Linked DNA regions of Mus musculus: region 1 is linked to region 2. A link is a loop called in an ENCODE intact Hi-C map of the cell type or tissue named here. Cell type or tissue: gastrocnemius. All regions are shown on one strand. Each heading gives the region's core, and the rest is flanking DNA. Links, peaks and the distances in the headings are about the cores only. Region 1 has its middle 37 kb from the start of Ddx6. Region 2 overlaps Bcl9l (B cell CLL/lymphoma 9-like).

Region 1 (5,371 bases), core at 149-5,148, 58 kb after region 2:
AAGCCCTGGCCTGTTCAGGATCCAAATTGAAAGCATAGATAAGACAGATCCAAGTGGGATCAGCATGGAGTGGGATCGTACCCACTGAAGGGCATGAACCCCTGCAAACATCTCTGCAGTAGATCTGAGGCTCTTTCCCCTGTGTTAACATGGTCCCTCCACCCAGCAGCCAAATGCAGGCTGCACACACAGCCACAGCCTCTAGGAGCAGGGAGAGGAGTAGATAGAGTTTGGGCCTGCTTATCTCAGAGCAGAGAGTCCCACTGGCTTCCTAGAGGCAACGGAAAGTTACTCAAGCAAGCCCAGAAGAGATGCCACTCTGTTTCCAAGGCAGGCTATCTCTTAATTCCACCCCCTACTTTCGCTTTCCTGGTCCACCGCTCACACACAAAGGAAGCCTCTTGGGCCTGGCTCGCTGCCTCTTTTCTGAGGGTTCCAACACTTGCCCATGCTGCCCGATTTCATTCTCCTCTTCGTAAAGATTTAACTTCACTATTGTTAATTATGTGTGTGTGCTCGAATGTGGGGATATGTATGTGAATGAAGGTGCCTGTGGAGACCAGGGCATCAGATCCGGTGGAGCTGGAGTTCCAGACAATTGACAGGGGTGTTGGGAGCTGAACTCTGTCCACCACAAGGATTCTAACAACTGAGCCATCTCTTCAGCTCCTCCCCTTTAACTTCTAACACCCACCTGTGTCCAGTCCAGACAGTCACCAGATAGATCCATTCAGAGTCAAGTTTGGTGATCTGTGCCTGTGATCCCCACGTTTGGGATGTGAAAGTAGAAGAGTTACAAGTTTGAGGGCTAACCTGGGTTACATAGTGAAGCACACTGTCTTGGAAGATCCAGGGCAAGGGAGGAGGCTCAGTGGCATAGCCTTTGTCTAGCACGTGGGAAGTCCAGAGGGTTCAGTCCCACACAAAGCTAAACAAAAAGGCTGCAATGTCTCAATGGACTGTAACAGCCCATCCATACAGACTCCCATCCCATCCCATCCAAAGCCCGTGTTCCTGGCTCTGCCTGAGGCTATCAGCATGTTTCTCTGAAAATACCTAGGAAACAACTGCCGTGTATAGTAACCTTATATAAATTAAATGAGTGTTGATCCAACGGACAAATTTTAGATGCAAAGGAAGAGCTTAAAATGGCAACTTCAGGTGGTGATCTGTTTACCACCAGGAAACTCAAATATCACACTGTCTGTATAACGCTAGGCGTTCATTGGCGTTAGCAAGGAGCCTTGGCTGAAGGTTGCACACCTTTGTAACGCTCTTGCAGAGCAAATGGGAAGAGAGGAGACGAGAAAAGTGATGTCAAACACCACTGTGAAATTAGAAACTGACCAAAAAAAATGTCAATTTACAAAAATAACATCAATTCCAACAGTCAAACTAGAGAGCAAACTTTACCAAGCCACTGGGCCTCTCTGTGAAGCAATGGGTACAGGGTACACTACTGCTGGAACTGAGGGGCAGTTGAACGTGTTCTTAGCGAGTCACCTGCTGACCGTGCAAATGAAAAATATCTCCTTTGACTCTGGGCCTCCTGTAATAAAGCAAAGATAGAGCCTGAGACAGTACCCAGGGCTAGGAGCCAGAGACACAGAGAACTTAAATTCAAGGCTGGTCTGACCCTGTCTGAAAACAAAACAAAACAACAAAGAAACAAAAACCCTGAAAAGTAAAATAAAACGAAAGCCACAGAGCCCTGGATTTAAGAATATTAACACAGCTGGCCATGGTGGTGCACACCTTTAATCCCAGCACTAGGGAGACCAAGGCAGGTGGATCTCTATGAGTTCAAGGCCAACCTAGTCTATGTAGTAAGTTTCAGGACAGTCAGGACTATGTAGAAAGACCCCATCCTAATTAATTAATTAAAAAGTTGAAGGAAGGGAAATTCTCTGAATATTTAGTGTGTTAAAGTTATACTTTTGCTTTTGTTCTTCTGGTGACAAGCGCGTGCCAGGCCATAATTGTATTGCGACTTCTCTTGTATTTGTTTAAAATTGTTTATGGTAACGATTCTTTCTTTTTCTATTTCTTCTTAGATCCTCACATATCTGGGTAAAAGTCCCTACAAGGGAAAATACAGATGTTTACACCCTTACCCAAATTCCTTCAGGGACATGGGGACCCAGGCTGGGATGCCATTCAGTAGTAGGCCACCTGTCTGGCGGGCACAGGCTCTGGGTTCCTTTCCCAGTGCAACAAAGCCAGCCTAGCTGGGTGACATTCCCCTTATGAGCCTAGCTGGGTGACACTCCCCTTAATATGACCTAACTTTTGCAAGTTATGTCTGTGTCGTGTGTGTGTGTGTGTGTGTGTGTGTGTGTGTGTGTGTGTGTGTGTGTTTAGGCATGTGAACACCAGTGGAAGACAAAGGCTGGCATTGAGCTATTTTTTTTTATATTCTCTCTCTACAGCCTGGCATTTGTGTGGGCGCTGAGCCTGGACTCAGGCCCTCATGCTGACAGGGTATGAGTGTTACTGGCTGCACCAGCTCCTGACCACTTACGTAACCTCCGTCTCACTTTCTACTCTCAGCTGACATCACTCCTCGAAATATCAGCCCTCTTTACTTCCTCAAACTCACCACACACACACTGGACTAAAAGGAAAGCTATGTAATATTTTAATGTTGGTCATGCTTTTTAGTGTGCTCAGAATTCTAACCGCTATTTGCCATTTAACCTTTACCTGTCTTTAAATTCATTAGGAGCTCCCTTTAGAGGCTTCCCTTAGGCCAGCCACCTCACTGGTGCCTCCGCTAGATCTGTTAGGTCCCCGTGAGCCTTCAGGCCTGTTCCTTCGGTCCTTTCCCTGTTTGTCACGGCACAATCCTCTTCTGGCACTTTTGGGTTTACTGACTTTCCTCTCCCTCATCAGACAGGACCGGAAGTTGGGGAGGTGCGGGAGGGAGGGGCGGGGGGGGGAGGGTGCTTTTGTATTATTTGTGAACTGGTGCTAGAAGTTCATAGCAACAGTGAGTTTGTTTTTATTGTTTCTGGGGTTATCGTTCCTCCTCGCAGCCTGAATGAAACCCCACCTGACTCTCCATGGTTGTCAATAGAGAAAGCTCTTCACAGGGGATCTAAAGAAAGACACAGCAACCCAGGCCAGAGTGTGGGGCCTTACTGGGCAGGAATGACAAGTTTAACTGTTATCCTAAGATTTAACTCTTGGTCCAAATCAAAAAGAGGACTTCATTATATTAATCTACAGACAGGAAAAAGGACAGCGATTTTTTTTAAAAGTTACTTTTAGGCAGGCTGTGGTGATGAATGACTTTATTCCCAGCACTTGGGAGAAAGAGGCAGAGAGCTCTCTGAGTTCGAAGTCAGCCTGGTCTACAGAGCGAGTTCCAGGACAACCAGAGCTACATGGAGAAACTCTATCTTGAAACAAACAAACAAACAAACAGCAGCAACAGTGAAGACCTGGTGACCGCTGCAGGCACCAGGTACACAAGTGCAGGTAAAAGGCTCATATACTTGAAATAGCTATTTTTAAATTTGAAAGAATAATGTTAAACAATAACAATAAAGCCTGCCATGGCATGGTGATGCACCCTTGTCATCCAGACATGATACAGTGGTACATGCCTGTAGTCTAACACTTGGCAGTCTGTGGTAGGAGGATTGCCAAGAGCTTGAAGATAGCCTAGGCTATATAATGAATTCCAGACTAGCCTGGGATACAGAGTAAAACCTGTCTCAAAACCAAACCAATGAACAACAGATCAAGCTCAGTTGCCTTCTTTTCCTGTTGTTTTTGATATGAGCTTTGTATAACTGTTGGTGGGGCTTTTGTTTGTTTGTTTGTTTGGTTTTGCTTAATGCTGTTTATAAGCTTCTTCGTGGGCTTGGAGACTGGCCTAGAGGTTAAGACAACTCACTATTCTTTCAGAGGATGGACGGGGTTCAGTTCACGCCTCCACAGCAAAGGTTCGTGAGCAACGGTAATTCCTCCTCCAGGAGATCTGACACCTTCTTCTGGCTTCCATAAACACCCAGACACATATGTGCATATCTCTCCACATATGCATGGTTTAAAAAAGTAATGAATCTTTTTATAAAAAATATTTTCTCGGTGGCTAGGATGGCACATTTCTTCAGTCCCAGTACCTGGAGATAGAGACAGGTGGATCTCCATGAATTTGAAGACAGCCTGATCTGTGTTGTGAGTTCCAGGCCAGCCAAGTGCTACATAGTGACACCCTATCTCAAAAAAACAAAACAAAACAAAACAAAACAAACAAACAACAAAAGCAGCATTTTCTCATGATATGGGGATCCTTGAGAGGGGATGAGAGAGCTCATGGATAAACATGTCTCCACAGCTGGAGACCTGAGTTTCCTTCCAGGGTCCACTTTTATTTTTCTTTTGAGACAGTTTACTATGTAGACCAGGCTGGCCTCAAACTCACAGAGGTGCGCTGCATGAGGAAGGTCACTGTTGCATGAGGAAGGTCACTGCACTGCATGAGGAAGGTCACTGGGCTGCATGAGGAAGACCACTACACTGCATGAGGAAGGTCACTGCACTGCATGAGGAAGGTCACTGGGCTGCATGAGGAAGACCACTGCACTGCATGAGGAAGGTCACTGGGCTTCATGCTTCCTGCTACTGGATATTCATTTTTCTTTCTTCTTTTTAAAATTTTTGTACAAGTTGTATAGATGAAAGTGGTACCTGGGTTTTTTAAAATTTGCATTGCTTTTGTTACTACTGAAGTAGAACTTTTTCCCACGTGTCTTTTAGCACAATATGTTTCCTCTTTTGTGAACCGTTCAAGTTCATTTATTTTATTATTTTTTTTAGTGGAGCTCTTGATATATTCTATATATAAATCTGACCAATTACTCTAGAGTCTATAGCTTTCCTGGCTCTTAGCTTACATGGCTCTGCTGTTCAGGATATGGAAAGAACTTTCTGGATAAAGTGGATACATAAAGATTCTATAAGTATGGGGGTGGGTGGGTAAGGGGGACTTTTGGTATAGCATTGGAAATGTAAATGAGCTAAATACCTAATAAAAAATGGAAAAAAAAAAAGATAAAAAAAAAAAAAGAAAAAAAAAGATTCTATAAGTAATATATAGGTAATTGGGAAGGGGCTTTTCAGAGGAAAGAGGGGTGCATAAGGGGGGTCAGGGTAAAACTACTTCTGAAAGAGACATGAGCCTTCTCTGAGCAGGAGGGATGACATCCCTCCAACAAACAGGAGGGACAACAAATGGAGCCCTTTAGGAGAATTTTCAAGTTTTTACAGAGTGCTTGTTTAACATGCAAGAGCCCTAAGTTCGATCCCCAGTACCACCGAAACAAGGCATGATAGTGTACATGTATAATCTCAGCATGTGGGA
Region 2 (5,371 bases), core at 146-5,145:
TCAGCTCTTCCCTCGGTGTGCGTTCACCCACTGGCTCACCCAGCAGGCTCAAGTCTCCCTCCATGGCGGTGCCTTCTCCAGGCTGGGTCGCCTCTCCCAAGACAGCCATGCCTAGTCCTGGGGTCTCCCAGAACAAGCAGCCACCTCTCAGCATAAACTCTTCCTCCACCCTGGGCAACGTGGAACAGGGTGAGTGATCTAGGTGGGCTTGGGTGGGAGCCTTGGTGGCGGGTAGGTTCCTGCAGGGGCATGCTCTGCCGGAGCCTCTTAAACATCTTGAAGGGTGCCACTTGGAGCTAGGACTTTCCCCACTGGGGAAACTGCTTGGAGAAGCATGGGCCGTAGGGACCACAGGGAACCTGTGGTCAGTGGGATATGGGTGTGTCTGACGTGAGGTGGAGATTTGGGGGACGTTAACCTCGCTAGTGACACCCCCCCTCCCGCTCTCTTTCTGTCTCTCCGCTTCTGTAGGTGCTCTTCCACCTAGCGCACCCCGGAACAGCTCCTCCGCTCCTCCCGCCAACCCTTCCAGTGGCCTCATGAACCCCAGCCTACCGTTCACATCCTCCCCAGACCCCACCCCTTCCCAGAACCCTCTGTCACTGATGATGTCTCAGATGTCCAAGTACGCCATGCCCAGCTCGACCCCGCTATACCACAACGCCATCAAGACCATCGCCACCTCAGATGACGAGCTGCTGCCTGACCGGCCCCTGCTACCCCCACCCCCACCACCGCAGGGCTCTGGGCCAGGTGCGAGGAGGCAGAGCTCTCTCTGGGAGTGGCAACAGTGGGTTTGCTTAGGAATTGCCCCCGTGGACATGCTGGCTTCTGCATGCTTCTATAGTCTCTGCTCATGGGGGTGGTGTGAGCTCTGAGGCCCCGTTTGAATGACTACCATCGCTTCATGAAACCTAGCCCAGAGCTCTTTAGTGGGCTGGGAAGGACTGGGAGACCCCTCCCCAAACTGGGTGGGCATGGCCTCTAATGTCCCGTTCGTCCTTCCTCCCACAGGTATCAGCAATAACCAGCCCAACCAGATGCACATGAACCCTGCTGCTGCCCAGAGCCCCATGGGCATGAACTTGCCAGGCCAGCAGCCCCTGTCCCATGAGCCTCCCCCTACTATGTTGCCCTCCCCCACCCCTCTGGGGTCCAACATTCCACTGCATCCCAATGCACAGGGGACTGGGGGCTCTTCTCAAAACTCAATGATGATGGCCCCAGGAGGCCCAGACTCCCTAAATGCCCCTTGTGGCCCTGTGCCCAGCTCCTCCCAGATGATGTCCTTCCCTCCTCGGCTGCAGCAACCTCACGGTGCCATGGCCCCCACCGGGGCCGGGGGCCCAGGCCTGCAGCAGCACTACCCTTCAGGCATGGCCCTGCCCCCCGAGGACCTGCCCACCCAGCCACCGGGTCCCATACCCCCCCAGCAGCACCTAATGGGCAAAGGCATGACTGGCCGCATGGGCGACGCATACCCACCCGGGGTGCTCCCTGGGGTGGCATCGGTACTGAATGACCCAGAGCTGAGTGAGGTGATCCGGCCCACCCCTACCGGCATTCCTGAGTTCGACTTATCCAGGATCATCCCCTCTGAGAAACCAAGCAGCACCCTCCAGTACTTCCCCAAGAGCGAGAACCAGCCCCCCAAGGCCCAGCCCCCCAATCTGCATCTCATGAACCTGCAGAACATGATGGCAGAGCAGACCCCGTCTCGACCCCCCAACCTCCCGGGCCAACAGGGGGTCCAGCGGGGGCTCAGCATGTCCATGTGCCACCCTGGACAGATGTCCTTGCTGGGCAGGACAGGTGTGCCCCCACAACAGGGCATGGTGCCCCATGGCCTGCACCAGGGGGTCATGTCCCCTCCACAAGGCCTCATGACCCAGCAGAATTTTATGCTGATGAAGCAGAGGGGTGTGGGGGGCGAGGTCTACACCCAGCCTCCCCACATGCTCTCCCCACAGGGCTCCCTCATGGGCCCCCCACCCCAGCAGAACCTCATGGTGTCCCACCCTCTGCGTCAGCGCAGTGTGTCTCTGGACAGCCAGATGGGCTACCTGCCAACGCCGGGCAGCATGGCCAATCTACCCTTCTAGCAGGCCCCTCGGTCTGGGGCTGGGGAAACTGAAAATATGTTAACTTTAAAAAGTTTTGTTTTTCCTCCAGTGTTGGGATGGATGGCCTGGGTCCAGGGGTAGGGTGGCGGGTGGGAACGGGCTTGTGTGGGGAGTGGTGTTTGTGGAAACCTGCTGTGCTGGCAGCTGAGGGGGAAGCGGCAAGTGTCGGGTGAGGAGTTGGAATCGGGCTCTGCTCCATTTCTGTCACTAGGACTGCGCCTCCTCTGCCCCCCCCCCCTTTCCCGTGGAGCTTCTGTCTCCCTTTGTCTTTGCACTTCCCCGCTTTCAGCTATGTTTTGGGGGTCCTTGGGGAGAGAGGAGGGTCTTCCATCCTCTGACCCGTCGTGGACTGTCACCTTGCCGGCGGCGCTTCAGGTCCGTTTCTCGCCTTCCCGTCTCTCTGCTTTTACCCTGTTTTCCTTCTGCCTCATTTCCTTTCCCTACTGACGTGGCTGACCTCCTCTCCCACGCCCCCTGCAGGCAGCTGGCCAGGTGGGCAGGTGCCAGCGGAGCTGTAAATAGAGCTGGGCTTTTGTGCCGGTTTGTGCGTGTGCCGTATTTCTGTGTCTTGATAGAAGTCACACACAAGAAAAAAAAAAGATTGAGAAAAAAAAAAAAACCTTCCCCCCTCTTTCAAATGATCACACCCTTCATTCCTCTGGACCCAGAGACATACAGTCCTATGCACCCTCCATAAGCCCCACCTATAAAATGAGATCAGACCATCTAGGCTTCCATTTGGTGAGCCCCTGAGGACTGAGAATCTACCCCCGTCCCTCTACGACGGCCGCCTGTCTGCTGCTGAGTGATTTCCAGAGAGCAGGTGCGCACATGTACATGTGTTTACCCACACCAGTGACATAGGGCCCCCAGCCTGGGTGCCTCTGCTGCTACATCTTAGCCAGAACTTGAAGCCCTTTATCCCCATTCTAGGATAAAAGGCGAGAAGGAAGGGGCAGCGTGTGGCCCCATAGAATGGAGCTATGGAGGGGTTAGGATGCTGGGACCCTGGCTGCAGTAGCCGTGGGCCAGGTAACCCTTCAGGGCATGGACTCTTCTAGAAACCACCACTTGCTTCTCACCAAAGAAGGAAGGTACAGAGTTGGCCCTCCACCTCTAGTGCAGAGCGAGGGAAGGCAGTGTGAGCGAGAACATCCTGTTGCCTCCTCTGCCTGCCTACTCTCTGCAAGGTCCTTCTGTCCAGGGCTCAGGGCCATGCACCAGATCTGTCTATGCCCACCAGACACAGCCACTGCCTCTCCTCTGACTTCCCAGGAGAGCCCCTCACCCGCCCCTGGTCAGACTCAAGCCATACAGGAATGGGTGTTTTGTCCCCTTTGGCCCCAGGAGTAAACTACTTCTGTTTTTCTCACGTCCTTTCCTGCCTTGTAAGGTGGCGGGCAGCTCCCTGGCTAAGGCCTTTCCTGTCCTGCCTCCAGGGCCAAGGGCCATTCTAGACAGGGTGTCTTTTACCAGGGCCCTGTCCCCAGCCTTTCTGACCTGCAGGGCCTGGTTTTGCCTTGGCAGCTGTAATACAAAGGGAATTTGTGCCCACTTCTCCCAGTCTGGTGCTGTCCACCATCAGCCAGGCCAGGCACCAAGCCCCCTCCAGAGCTGGCTGCAGGCCCCTGGCTTCCCCTGCTCCTCCCAGGGACCATAGCCAAGGTCTCTTGTGTTGAGAGGTGGGTGGAAACCTGTCCTTCCTGCCAGACACTGCCCTCCCTGCTTCCATCTGGGCCTTGTGCCCCCACCCACATCCCTACCCTGCCCAGACTGTCTAGCCTGCCCTGCTCCAAGGAGAGGGCTCCGGCCACAAAGGGCCCAATGCCCTCTTCTTGTGCCCTCGTCTCCCACCTCTACCACTAGCTTCCCAAGGTGATCTCCACAGGCCAGCCTTCTCCCTCCATCCATGGCCATACCCCAGCCATTTTGTACCATTATATAAATATATATATAAAATATAAATATATAAATACAATATGTGAAGACATCTTCCTGTTTTTATTTTGAAACACTTTTTAGGCTTGTTCCGGGGGTCTCTGCCTGTATTGACCTGTTTTATAGGTGCCTTTTTATTAAAAAGAGAAAATTCAAAAATGCCATCTCTTGCATTTTTATTTCTGTGCCCGGTTTGCCTCTTCCCAGCTGGTTGTTGGATGCTGGGAGCAGAAAAGGGGGTCCCCAGGTGTCTTCACGGTTCTGCAATGAGGATACAGTCTCTGAAGCTATAGCATTGGTTTCCCCAGTGGGATCCCCCAGGGAGCTTGTACGGTTGGCTTGAGTGGTACTAGGCAACTCTGCTTCCTACCCCCACGCCCCCAGATCGGTGGCTGGGAGGAAGCCGAGCTCAGAATTGCCTGCTAACTTCCCCTATGTATGCATGGAGCAGCTTCCTCTGGTTCCATGTGAGTGGTACCCTCCCAGGGGCAGGGTACTGCCTTCCTGGGGTTTGAGGACTTGCCTGCCCAGGTTGGCTTCTTATATTGCCTCTGCCTAATGAAGACAGGAACCTCTGTCGTCATTCTCTTAGCTAGGTGTCCCCTCTCTTGAGGCTAGGACCACTTTGCTATCTTGCTTTCCCCAGGCAAGTTGGCTTCCTTCCCCATTGGTGCGTAGAATCCACGAGGGCCCTGGATCTCATTTCCCCACCAGTCTGTAAGCTTTGGTACAATGGGTGGAGAAGACAGCTGGGTTTGATTTTTACTTGTTCTTCCTTAGAGCCTGGAAAAGGTGTCTTTCCACTTTTCCACTGGGCCTCTTTCCTGCTGGCTTGCCCTTTACTCTTCTTAGGATACTGGCTAGCTTCCAGAACCTTCTGGAACTTGCCCTCAGTCTGTAATCCAAGATCCAGTAACATGGGGCTGACCCAATGCTGGTTAGGTTGGAACCAGACAGCTACCTAAAGTAGATCGGTTTCAGCTTTCTGCTTGGTTAAGAGAAAGGCACGGTTGAAGGTCTGGCATGAAGTCTGTATTTATGAGACAGGCACATTAAGGCCATAGTCTGCCGCCGCCAGCTGGCTATTCCTCTGTGGTATAGGAGTGGTGGGTAGCTGTGGCAGCCAGTAGTCTTTAAGATGATGGAATACATTCTGGGAGGAGAGTCTGGGCTCATAATCAGGAGGAAGATGAGACTGTGGGCCACAGCAGAGGTGGTTGTCCCTATGGCCAGGAAGAAATAAAGCTGAGCTTAGCTTTAGCTGGTTAGGATGGGAGGTGTATGGAGTTCTCTTCATCTAAGGTGATACA

The links. Hi-C counts contacts between places; a loop is a spot of excess contacts. Peaks named below come from ENCODE experiments on the same cell type or tissue, not always from the same donor. Only the 100,000 strongest peaks of a DNase experiment are listed, where the experiment ranks them.
Region 1: it touches region 2 in a loop (1.9-fold over the local background); 10 of 42 quality-filtered maps call a loop at or near these places.

What each region holds. Positions count from the first base shown.
Region 1 is chr9:44,565,276-44,570,646 of GRCm38, forward strand. No RefSeq gene overlaps it. Among named protein-coding and RNA genes, the nearest start is that of Ddx6, 37 kb to the right of the region's middle. In gastrocnemius, for the core only: no CTCF peak of the experiment used is centred there; a DNase peak (open chromatin) is centred at 2,453; H3K4me3 peaks cover 220 bases; H3K27ac peaks cover 2,381 bases.
Region 2 is chr9:44,507,682-44,513,052 of GRCm38, forward strand. It overlaps Bcl9l (B cell CLL/lymphoma 9-like), which reads left to right. Exons shown (of 9, transcript NM_030256.3): 7 at 1-189; 8 at 472-753; 9 at 1,015-4,225. The coding sequence ends at 2,102. Cxcr5 (chemokine (C-X-C motif) receptor 5) reads right to left here. Exons shown (of 2, transcript NM_007551.3): 2 at 4,106-5,371. Among named protein-coding and RNA genes, the nearest start is that of Bcl9l, 11 kb to the left of the region's middle. In gastrocnemius, for the core only: a CTCF peak has its summit at 2,597 (motif pointing left); DNase peaks (open chromatin) are centred at 738, 1,453, 1,793, 2,101 and 7 more places; H3K4me3 peaks cover 2,054 bases; H3K27ac peaks cover 3,790 bases.